Regions from separate parts of the Homo sapiens genome. Here region 1 is linked to region 2. Evidence: read pairs that join two places in POLR2A ChIA-PET (ENCODE). Cell type or tissue: Panc1. All regions are shown on one strand. Links, peaks and the distances in the headings refer to the core of each region. The heading gives the core; the rest is flanking DNA.

Region 1 (5,378 bases), core at 90-5,089, 1.5 Mb before region 2:
GTTGACTGGCCGTGATGCTCATTCCCATTGCCTACTCACCTCCCACTGCTGGAGTGAAACACATTCCGTCTGAAGTGAGGCGATGTGCGTTGACCATTGGTAAAAGAGAGGGCCAGATGAGCTAAGCATTCCACACAACATTTCTAAATGAGATGCCAGATGAAAAATTTGAGGTTGAGAGCTTGCTGAATGGAAGTCCTCCCATCCTGGCTCTGTTGGGCTCAGAAAGAAGCCTGGTGGATGACAGCAGGGTGAGTACACGGAATCAGTTGATGTGCATGTGCTTTTTATCAGCTATTTTCACCTTAGGATAAATGAAGACGCTGGTAGCAAATTTTGAGAGATGGGAGTGAGGACGCATGAGAAGAATTAGAGAGAGCAGCAGAAAGCATGGCGTGGGGGAGGCCAGACAGGGACTGGAGAGGGTGCAGGGGAGACGGGCATGCTGGGGGAGAGAATTGACAGTAGGGTGTAAACCACAAGGGGCTGCTGCCTCTGGGTTTCCACAGGCTACTTGCCTACCCCCTAAATTCACCTAGATGAAGAAAGTAAGAGCCTGCAGCTCCCCTCAGTTTTTCTTGGCAGAACAAATCAAATAAATTGCAGGCTCCTGCAACGGGAACTGTATCATACTTTCTGATTACAAGAGTCCTAAATAATGTTATTCAGTCTGTGGGCTCAATGTGTCATTACTAATGATAATGAGACCGTTCTTACTCTTTCTGTAAGTAGGGGATTCAAAACTCCAGGAAGCATTTAACTAGCACCCCAAAATAAAGCAACCTCAAATAGGGCCGGGACTGGGCCCTGGCTTGCTGACCTGCAATTCTGGCAGTGAGTTAGACTGATCCTTGCTCTTGACCTCTCAGTCATACAAGGGCTGGTATGTTAGGCTCAGGTCCTGGCATGGTCTTTTTGATTTTCAAGTGTTTTCACAACTTACTCCCAGTGAGAGAAGAAACTTTTCCTCCTCTTTGGGCATGGGCAGGTCTTTCTAAGCCTCTGGGAGTTAAAGAATGAACTTCTGAGAGGCTGCAAATCTCCCAAAATTGTGGGCAGAATTTTGCGTGTGCATGTGCCTGGGTGTTTGTCAGGGAGGAGGTTTCACAGTGTTTGTGGCATTCTCCAAGGATCCGGATGGTTAAGGATTGCTGCATTAGAGCCCACGTGATCTATGTTAATATCCAGTGAGCTGAGTTCCTTTAGTGTCTGTATTAGTCTGTTCTCTCATTGCTGTAAAGAAATACCTGAGACTGGGTAATTTATAAAGAAAAAGAGGTTTAATTGGCTCACGGTCCCACAGAATATACAGGAAGTATGATGCTGGCATCTGCTCTGCTTCTGGGGAGGCCTCAGAAAACTTACACTCATGGTGGAATGTGAAAGGGAAGCACATACATCATGTGGCCAGAGCAGGAGCAAGGGACAGAGAAGCGGGAGGTGCCAGGCACTTTCAAACAGGCAGCTCTCACAGGAACTCACTCACTGTCACAAGATCAGCCCAAGTGGGAAACCCGCCCCCGTGATTCAATCACCTCCCACCAGGCCCCACCTGCAACACTGGGAATTACCATTTGACATGAGATTTGGGTGGGGACAGAGATCCAAACCCTATCCATGCCATAGTGCACAGGCAGCAAAGTAAAAATGAACGCAGTGGGAAAAATACTCCATGGGTGTTTTCCGTGGCTTCTTGTTGAAGCTCCAAAGACAGTGGGCCAAGTCACTTTAGGGCCATTAAGCTAATTGTTGACCCAGAGTAGGCTCAGCTTAAAGGCAACTCATTGGATTCTCATGAATTCTATTTCAACTAGCTTGTGAGCATGTGTTCAAGGAGTGTGAGAAGGAGTATGTGTAGGGGAGGAAGACGGGGGAGAGCTGAGTGTGGCTGGAAGTGTATGATACTGGGGTACACCCATGGTATGAGTCAGAATGGGAAAATGAAAAATGGAAATAGGATGGTCTTACCAGAAGAAAGGCAGCTGAGGTCAGAGGAGTCCCCAGGGCTGGAATTTAACAGGAGAGGAGTGTTTCAGTTATACATCTGCTGCTCAGGGATAAGGTGATCTTTGTTGAGTCACTTAAACTCTGAGTCTTAGTTCTTCTTACTCAAAAAGGAGATGTTAATAACTCCTGTCCCATCGCTCCCCTCCCTGAGTATTTTTGTAAGGATGGAATGATAATATATATCAACTTATTTACAAGTCATATGGTATTTTGTATATGTCAAGTATTTTTATTAGGAGGGAGGATGAGCTAATGGAAGAAACCATGCTACCTGGGAGAGCAATCAATTTTGTGTTGGGACCTCATCTGGGTTGCAGGAGCCCGGAGGTGGTCCTTTGCTAGAGATGGGGTGGAGGCCTGAGGCTCAAGGTCAAGCTCAATCTTGAAGCTACTCTTTGTTGACGGTGGGAAAAGGGGCATACTGGGAAGAGTAGAGGAGATAGAAGCTTTTTGGCAGGAAAAACTAATTGCTTTCTAAATCCCTAGATAGGAGTTGAGGATTTAGCATCCATCTCATCTCTATTTTAGGCATTCTCCTTCAACCAGCCTAAAAGCTAAAGGTGCAGCTATACGCAGAATAGCCAAGAGCTCCAAAGTAATTTGTCCTGGGGCGTGTGTGTAAATCTATAAAATAAATGATTGAATCAGGGAGCCCTAGATTTCAGGGGGGTAGCTGTTATTTAAGACTGTCTAAGGGGGATTCAGGGTGAAAGGAGGCAGCCTGGAACTATTGTTTGTTGAGTTTGTCCAAGCCACATCAAGACCCTTTGCTCTAATTTCCTAGCATCCAAGAGAACAAATACAGGAGTTAGCACCAGAGAGACTTCTACTTAAACGCTTAGCCCCAGAGTCAAAAACAGAGTGGGTGGCTGAGAGGGAAAAAACAGAGTTAAATATTTCCTCTGAGTAATGAAGAATGAACTCAGGCCAGGGCTGTAATTCATGGGGCCTTAGATGAATCTCCAGCTGCTTCAGCTGTCTCTGCATCTGGGAGAAGACCAGCCAAGAGCTCCAGCAGTTGTGGAAGCCAGTGGATGATGGCAGCTCAGTCATTTAACACTCGCTGGGCCTTCCCGGGGGCTTCCTGAAGCCTGTGCCTTTCTATACTTTGCCTGCTTTGCCCACCTCTGTGGCACAGATTCCAAGAGGAGCAGATTAAACGCATCTGGGATTTTTAGGGATCTTTGGTAAAGAATGATCAAGTCCTAAGCTCAAAACATGATAAATTTGTACATCTGTTTTCATGCTGCTGTGTAAAAACCGATTTAAGTCCTAACATGGTAGGCCAATGATTTAGAATAGCTAATCTGGGGAATTGGGAGACTTTCCTAAGTCATTTCCCTGCCCATTAAAATCTTGCCCAGATCATAGTGCTTGTCCCTCCACCCCGTTTTTCTCCTTAATTATTTTCTCCTGTTTTGAAGAGATCCTCCAGGATGCCCAATTTCACAGGTAGGCAGAAGTCATCCTGTGATGACTTCTGTGATGACTTCATCCCGTGATGAAGAAATCTGCCGGGCGCGATGGCTCATGCCTGTAATCCCAGCACTTTGGGAGGCCAAGGCGAGTGGATCACAAGGTTAGGAGTTCGAGACCAGCCTGGCCAAGATGGTGAAACCCCGTCTTTACTAAAAATACAAAAATTAGCTGGGCATGGTGGCGGGCACCTGTAATCCCAGCTACTTGAGAGGCTGAGGCAGAAGAATCGCTTGAACCCAGGGGGCGGAGGTTGCAGTGAGCTGAGATTGCGCCACTGCACTCTAGCCTGGGCGACAGAGCAAGACTCTGTCTCAAAAAAAAAAAAAAAAAAAAAAAAAAGAAGTGAAATCCAAACCTAATCCTTGTGGCTGCCTCCTTCTGGCCTCTGTGAGTTACCTTTTTGAGTTGATCTTCTACCTGGAACCTGCCGCATCCAGCTGGCTTGACCAGGAAGTTAACACCTCCTCTGGGGACTGTCATGGAGACTAGTATAATAGGAAAGGAAGCCCTCCTTTTGATGAGTTTCCAGACAAGTGTGGCTGCAGCCCAGTCTCGGGAAAAGGGATGAACACACAATTAGCAAAGGGCAAGCGAGTTCAAATGGACTCTGCCTATGCTGGAAATGGGATGCATATATGCCAGAGGAACTAACAAAAAAGAGCAACCAGAGCTGTGTGAGTTAAGTCAAGGGGCTTCCTATAGGAAGTGAGGGTTATATAGGCAGGCATGGATGAGGCTGAGAGGCCATTCTGTATGGGAGGAAAGGCTCACATAAATACGCATGCTGAAAGAACACTTTCTGAGCAGGAGCACTCAAGCTAATGAATTTAGCTAGGGCCAGGCTTTCAGATGAAGAGTAAAGAGAAACGATTTCATGAGATGAGTAGAGAAACTGGCTGGGTAGCCTTAGGCAAGTAACTTCCTTTCTCTGGACCTCAGCTGCCACACCTATGGGATGAAGGTAGTGGGCTAGGTGACTAGGGTACTAGGCTAGGTGACTGGGGTATTGGGTTAGGTGACTAGGGTACTGGGCTAGGTAACTAGGGTGCCAGGCTAAGGTTTTTGTCAGAGAGATGTAGAAATACATAATTATGAGAGAAGTATGTCAGGCACTCGCTCTATGAGAGAGCCACATTTTCATTGTGGAGATGAAGTATCTTGTCCAATATTTTACAGACTGTAAGGGACCAAGCTGGATTAGAATTGGGTTGATTCATTTGCTCAGTATCTTTGGAGCGCCCCTGTGAGCCCAGCACTGTGTCAGGCTCTGGGAGATATAACAGTGAACGAGATGGGGAAGGTCCTGCTCTCATTTTAACGGAGGGAAGTCAGTCAAGAAAAAAAAAAAAGATCTAAGTGAGCAAAATAGGTTTAGATAGAGAGATAGAGGTAAATGCTAGTGGACAAGACAAAACATGCAATCATGATTGTGACTTGGGACTTCTCAGATTGGGCGGTCTGGGAAGGCCCCTCTGAGGGGGCTGTACTTGGGCTGAGACCTGGAGGCTGTGAAGAGGCCAGCCTAGTTGGCGAAGGACAGAAAGGCCAAGCTGGGGGTCTTAGATCTGACAGATGGCTTAGACCCCCAGTCGTCCTCTGGGGGAAGAGCTGCTTTTTAAAAAATTTTCATTTTCATACATTGACAGGGAGTTGCTTTTTATTTTCCAGGGATGTTAAGATCATGGAGGGCAGGAGAAGCGAGAACTCCATGGCGGTTGTGGAGTCCCGTTATGGAAGTGGGACGTGGGAGCCAATGTGAAAGCTCCCGAGCAGAACTGGGAGAGGACACGCCCCAGAAAACTTCAGAAGGTGATGACAGCAATCAGCTTGGAGGGCCTAGCAGAGACTGATAGCACTAGGAGGAGTAATAATAATAGCACATAAGAATATTA
Region 2 (5,378 bases), core at 314-5,313:
CCATCTCCCTGCTGAGTGGAAGAGGATAAAGCTGTCCAATTTTTAGATCTTAGATATTTAAACTAAAGAAGTGTGTGATAGCATTATTAACAATTGGCGTAGTAATTTCTTGAGGTTTAGATAAACTAGTTTACATTCGCAACATTTAGTGATGATTTAAGATGCTTTGCTATGTTGGCATTCAAAAATTGGGCAAACCTCTGGCCAAAGTGAAGTACAGCCCATGTGAGCTATGGAAATGCAATTAAAAGGAGTCACAGAGCCTTCTCAACTGCCTGGGCTTAATTAAGATATGATCTGCCAGTCTCTTAGTGGCCATTAATTCATTGTCTGGTAATCCAATAAGGGGTTATTGTTTGAAGCTGTTTGAGAGCCACTTGCCTCACTATTAACTCAAAATTGCCCAAAAGGCGGTACTACAATGTCATTCTCCCTGCCCCAAAGAGGACATGACATTGAAAGACATTTGACATCCACATTTGACAACACTTGAAATGGCAACATTATGGCTTAAGCATTCACAAGTCTATGGATATGATAATGGAACTAGTGACATCTAATTACTAACTGGCAATTAATGATAATAGCCCTTTGTGAATATGTAGGGCCATTCTCTATAGGGAGCTCCTTGCTCTTTGCACATATTAATTAATATAGATAGGCAGGTAGGTGATAGAAAGGTGGCTTTATAACATTATTGCTGCTGAGTAAACTGAGTCAGGTTCCAACTGCACCTTGTAGATGCACAACGATTCCTTGCTGTTTTGAAACTAAATGGATTACAATTTTAAGAGTAATTAAAGAGGAATGAGAACTGTAGGGAAGTGAAGGGAATGGATGTCAAAGGAAAATTCAAGGTATCACTAACTATTTGAATTCTTGATTTACTTCCACCCATGTTTCTGGAATAGGAATTGGTCATTTTTCCCGGATTGGTAGCCAGATATGAAACATTAAGTCGGCTTTCAGCAAAATGATGTCTGGTATATTCAGAATAAGGCCGATTTATTTTCTCCCCACAGAGCCCCATTGATGCTGAATTTTTATTGCCCAATAGAATTCAACCTGGTTGTGATTATCCCATTGGTCCTGCTAGATAAAACCCATGTGTATTTGCCAAACACCCACTTGGAAATGGAAAATTTAATTAAAGACAGGAAACTGAATTTAATGATCTCTACTGATCTCTTAAATTCCCCAAATTATTTCATTATGGCTTACTTATTGAATTTTCTTAAGGAATTCTAAAATAAATGAACAATTACCTGAATTTTGCAGTGTTGTACATAGAAATAGAGTGAGTTTTCACCACACTTTCAAAAACAAGTGAGAGTCTACCCCACTAATTCATATATTCTTTCATTCATAAGCATTTATTGAGCACATACAGTGTGCCAATGCTGTGCTGAGCTCTGGGTGTACTGATAGAAAAAGCTTTGATGTGGCCCTTAAGATGCTCAGTGTGGTGATAGAAAGGAAGTTAAACAAATAAGTACAATCCGGAGTGACCAATTCTACAACAGAAAGATGAGCAAGTTATGGGGAGTAATGAGGGCAAAGAGGAATGAGAGTTAACTTTGTGAGTAGCCCCTGCCTGGCTGTGCGATAGGGGTTCAAATCCGACTCTATGTTTATGGGAAGTACTTTGTTCCATCTGCCTATCCACCTGTCATTACTTCAAGTTGATTTAATAGTTCTGCAGTTGGGACCTGTGGGGTGTGTGTATGTGTGTTTATAATAAGTTTAAATGAGGTAATCCTTTTATAACCTCACTACTCCCTATTGGGATTTGTTTGTTTTGATGGAAGGGAGGGAGATGAGATTTGGCACATAGCAGGTATCCAGCAAATGCAACTGCAGCCTGAAGAGTCAACGTGGACAAATCCCAAACAATGTGAGCCCTTTGGGAATGCTCCGCTTTGTGTTTCCTCTGAATTGCATGAGGCTACCAGATGAGGACAGGAGGAGAAAGAATTAAAGTGTCCTGACACCGTGTTCCAGGTTGTGTAGCTTTTAAGTGGGCACCCATTTTTCCACCTAAGAGCTCCAATGTGCCTCTGTTTGACCACATGGCTTTCCGGTTAGCTGTGTGACAGCTGGATGTCCCAGCATTTCTTTCTCTCCCTTTCCAATCACGAGCTGGAGCAGTCTTGATGAATCTCTGCAGGCACGTCGTCCTCAACTGAGGGATGATTCATTGGCATGAAGCTGTTAAGTGATTAAAATAAAGCACTTTTATGGAAACGTTCTGCTTACTCTGTGTTCCCAGACACCTCTGTAGTGTGTCTGTGGCAAGAGAGGACTGTAGGGGACACACATCGTCTTATCATTTTCTCTCTTGTTACAATATCCAATATTTCTGTGCTAGGGCAGAATTTGAAAATTGTAGTTCAATTCAGATAACCTTGCATGTGCTCTTGGGCCCTTGAAAGGAGAGAAAACAGGCCTGGTGCGGTGGCTTATGCCTGTAATCCCAGCACATTGGGAGGCTGAGGCAGGTGGAGCACCTGAGGTCAGGAGTTCAAGACCAGCGTGGTCAACATGGCGAAACCCCATCTCTACTAAAAAATACAAACATTAGCTGGGCGTGGTGTCAGGTGCCTGTAATCCCAGCTACTTGGGACGCTGAGGCAGGATAATTGCTTGAACCTGGGAGGCGGAAGTTGCAGTGAGCCAAGATTGCACCACTGCACTCCAGCCTGGGTGACAGAGCGGGACTCCATCTCAAAAATAAAAAAGAAAAGGAGAGAAAACAAGCAAACAAAAAAACCCACAGAAAACAACACAACAAAAAACACTAAAAGGAAAAAAAAAGAAACCGTGCAGTTTGAAATTATCTCCTAGGTTGCCCATCTGCCCAAGGGGAAAAGTCTATGAGAAACATACTGGGGTGGAGGGAGGGGGGACTTGGAGGCAGCAACACACTGTTCTCATGGGAAGGGAGGCTCCTTTTTGTTTGTTTTGTGCACAGGAACTTGCCCTGATTGGAGTAGAGTTTGCAACCCTCCCCAGTGTGGGGTTTCTTTGTTACGAAGATCAAGAGAAGGCATAGGGAATGCAAGAATGTAAAGAGAAAGAAGGGGCAAGAACAAGGATGAAAGGAGCTGGAGAAGGGAAAGGGACAGCGATGGCAGGAATGGAGAGACACGAGAGGTGGGATGAGGAAACAAGGAGGGTCATGGAACAGACACAGCTGCTCCTGAAAGTTCAGGAGCAGCTGGGAGAGGGGCTTCTGGCTTCTTCCAGCCAGGGTGCTCCCCTATGGAAAGCAGAGTTTCTGGGTCTGTCCCGTGTATGTGCCCTTTAAAGCAAGTGTCACTGGAGACACATAAAATGAAAGGGGGGGCAGGGTGGAATAAAGGGAAAAATTATTGTAATTCTTAAACAGACAACTTTAAAAAGCAGTGATTTAGGTTGTTTTATTCATTACACGTCATAAAGGACTCAGGCTGTGGTGCCCACTGGCTTTAAAATCTAGGACCCTATTAAAACCTTTCCTTGTTAGTAACTCAGAGCTTTGGAAATTTGATAAGAAAAAAAGCCAATTTAATCAAGGCAAGATTTAACACAAAGAAAGGACCTGGTCTTGCCTTTCTGCAGAAAAACTTTCAGGATCAAATGGCTTATGATTTTCATTTACCTAAAGAATCCCAGTGGAATCAGCAGTTGGGGAGAGGAGGGGTCATTTCATTAGCTTGCAGGGCATGCCCAGATTCAGTTTCTTCACACACTACTGGCTGCTTCCTTAGCTACTCAAAGGAAAATGATTTTTTTTTTTTTTTAGTCATACTACATGGAAGAACACCCATTGTCTAAAGAAGAGGCAAAAGCAAATCTGCCTAATATCTGAAAGTAGGAAAAGATTGGTTGGTTTATCTTGACCTCAGTAGATCCCATTTTCAATAACCTGTATTGTACCTTCAATCCTCAAATGATAATGTGGCATTTGTGGCATCACAAAAAGAGATGCTGGAGTTGGGGAGACACAGGGTTGAGTCCAACCTCTCTAAATTGTGTAAATTATTAAAAATAAAAACATAACAAACCTCATTTTTCACCTCTCTAAAATGGAGAGTATAAAATTGTATCTTTTTTTTTTTTTTTTTTTGAGATGGAGTCTCGCTCTGTCTCCTAGGCCAGAGTGCAGTGGTGTGATCTTGGCTCACTGCAACCTCTGCCTCCCGGGTTCAAGCGATTCTCCTACATCAGCCTCCCAAGTAGCTGGGATTCCAGGCATCTGCTACCACACCCAGCTAATTTTTTTATTTTTATTAGAGATGGGGTTTCACCACGTTGGCTGGGCTAGTCTTGAACTCCTGACCTCAGGTAATCTGCCTGCCTCGGCCTCCCAAAGTGCTGGTATTACAGGCATGAGCCACCACGACTGGCTATAATATTGTATCTTCTATTATATAAATAAAATTCTCTGAGTTGACTCAATATAAATTTATGACTTGCTCACTCAACAATCTACAATGAATGTTTCTGATTGTTGTTGAGGAGAGAGGCTCTGCTCCATGTAGTCACTCAGGGATCCAGGCTAACCAAGGCTCTGCCATCTTGAACACATGACGTCCAAAGTTCCCTGAGCATTAGCTTCCAGCCAAAGGAAGAGGACAGAATATAGAAGAATACATAAGGGAGATTGTTAAATGTCATATGGTATATATCACTTTTTCACATTCTTTTGGCTAGAATGAAATTACTTGATCTACCTGCCTGTAGAGCCAAAGAAAAGGAATGTAACCTAATTAATGCCAAGAAAAAATAGACACAGATTTTGGTGTACAGGTAGCAATCATAGCTACAGTAGGCATTTAAGTAAATATCCATTTGTACCCTTCTTCACATACTCAGAATACACAGCCCCAAGGTAGACTACTCAAAATCCAATTCAATTACTGCATTCAGCTCAAAGTCCGAGTTCACCTGGTGGTATTTACTCCTTTTTCTTCATGATCAGCCATGGCTGTTTATGGATCACTGACGTATAACTGAAAAGATTGCCACCCCTTATTCCAAAGTCCTTTTAAATGGGGTAGCAAGATGGGATTATCACAGTAAAACACCTTATTTGGAAAATGGAAGCATTGAAGATACACAGCAGTTACTGGTTCATGGGTGATATTTTTGCCCCGGCAGTGGAGAAGCTTCTTATCTATACTCTGATTCTGTTCTCCAGGAGGAGATTTCTTACCTATTGTTAGTGGTGGCTCCCTGGCGTCACACACTGGATAGTTCTTCTTTGTTCAGCATCCTCCATGGCCACATCTGAAGTGGTCATTGTGGAGTACGCCCTACTTGGGGGCTGAATGAATTATCTAGCCCATTTGCTGTGAGTGCATGTTGGGGTGTTTGGCAGTTGGTTTACAGTTCCA

Evidence for each region. ChIA-PET counts read pairs that join two places held together with the same protein. Peaks named below come from ENCODE experiments on the same cell type or tissue, not always from the same donor. Only the 100,000 strongest peaks of a DNase experiment are listed, where the experiment ranks them.
Region 1: POLR2A ChIA-PET joins it to region 2 with 9 read pairs; 1 of 35 experiments calls an interaction of 5 or more read pairs at or near these places.

The regions. Positions count from the first base shown.
Region 1 is chr11:130,439,966-130,445,343 of GRCh38, forward strand. No RefSeq gene overlaps it. Among named protein-coding and RNA genes, the nearest start is that of ADAMTS15, 6.0 kb to the right of the region's middle. In Panc1, for the core only: no CTCF peak of the experiment used is centred there; no DNase peak of the experiment used is centred there; H3K27ac peaks cover 308 bases.
Region 2 is chr11:131,979,286-131,984,663 of GRCh38, forward strand. The region is part of intron 2 of NTM (neurotrimin); the gene reads left to right. Among named protein-coding and RNA genes, the nearest start is that of NTM-AS3, 85 kb to the left of the region's middle. RefSeq lists an enhancer at 1,874-2,827. In Panc1, for the core only: no CTCF peak of the experiment used is centred there; a DNase peak (open chromatin) is centred at 2,337.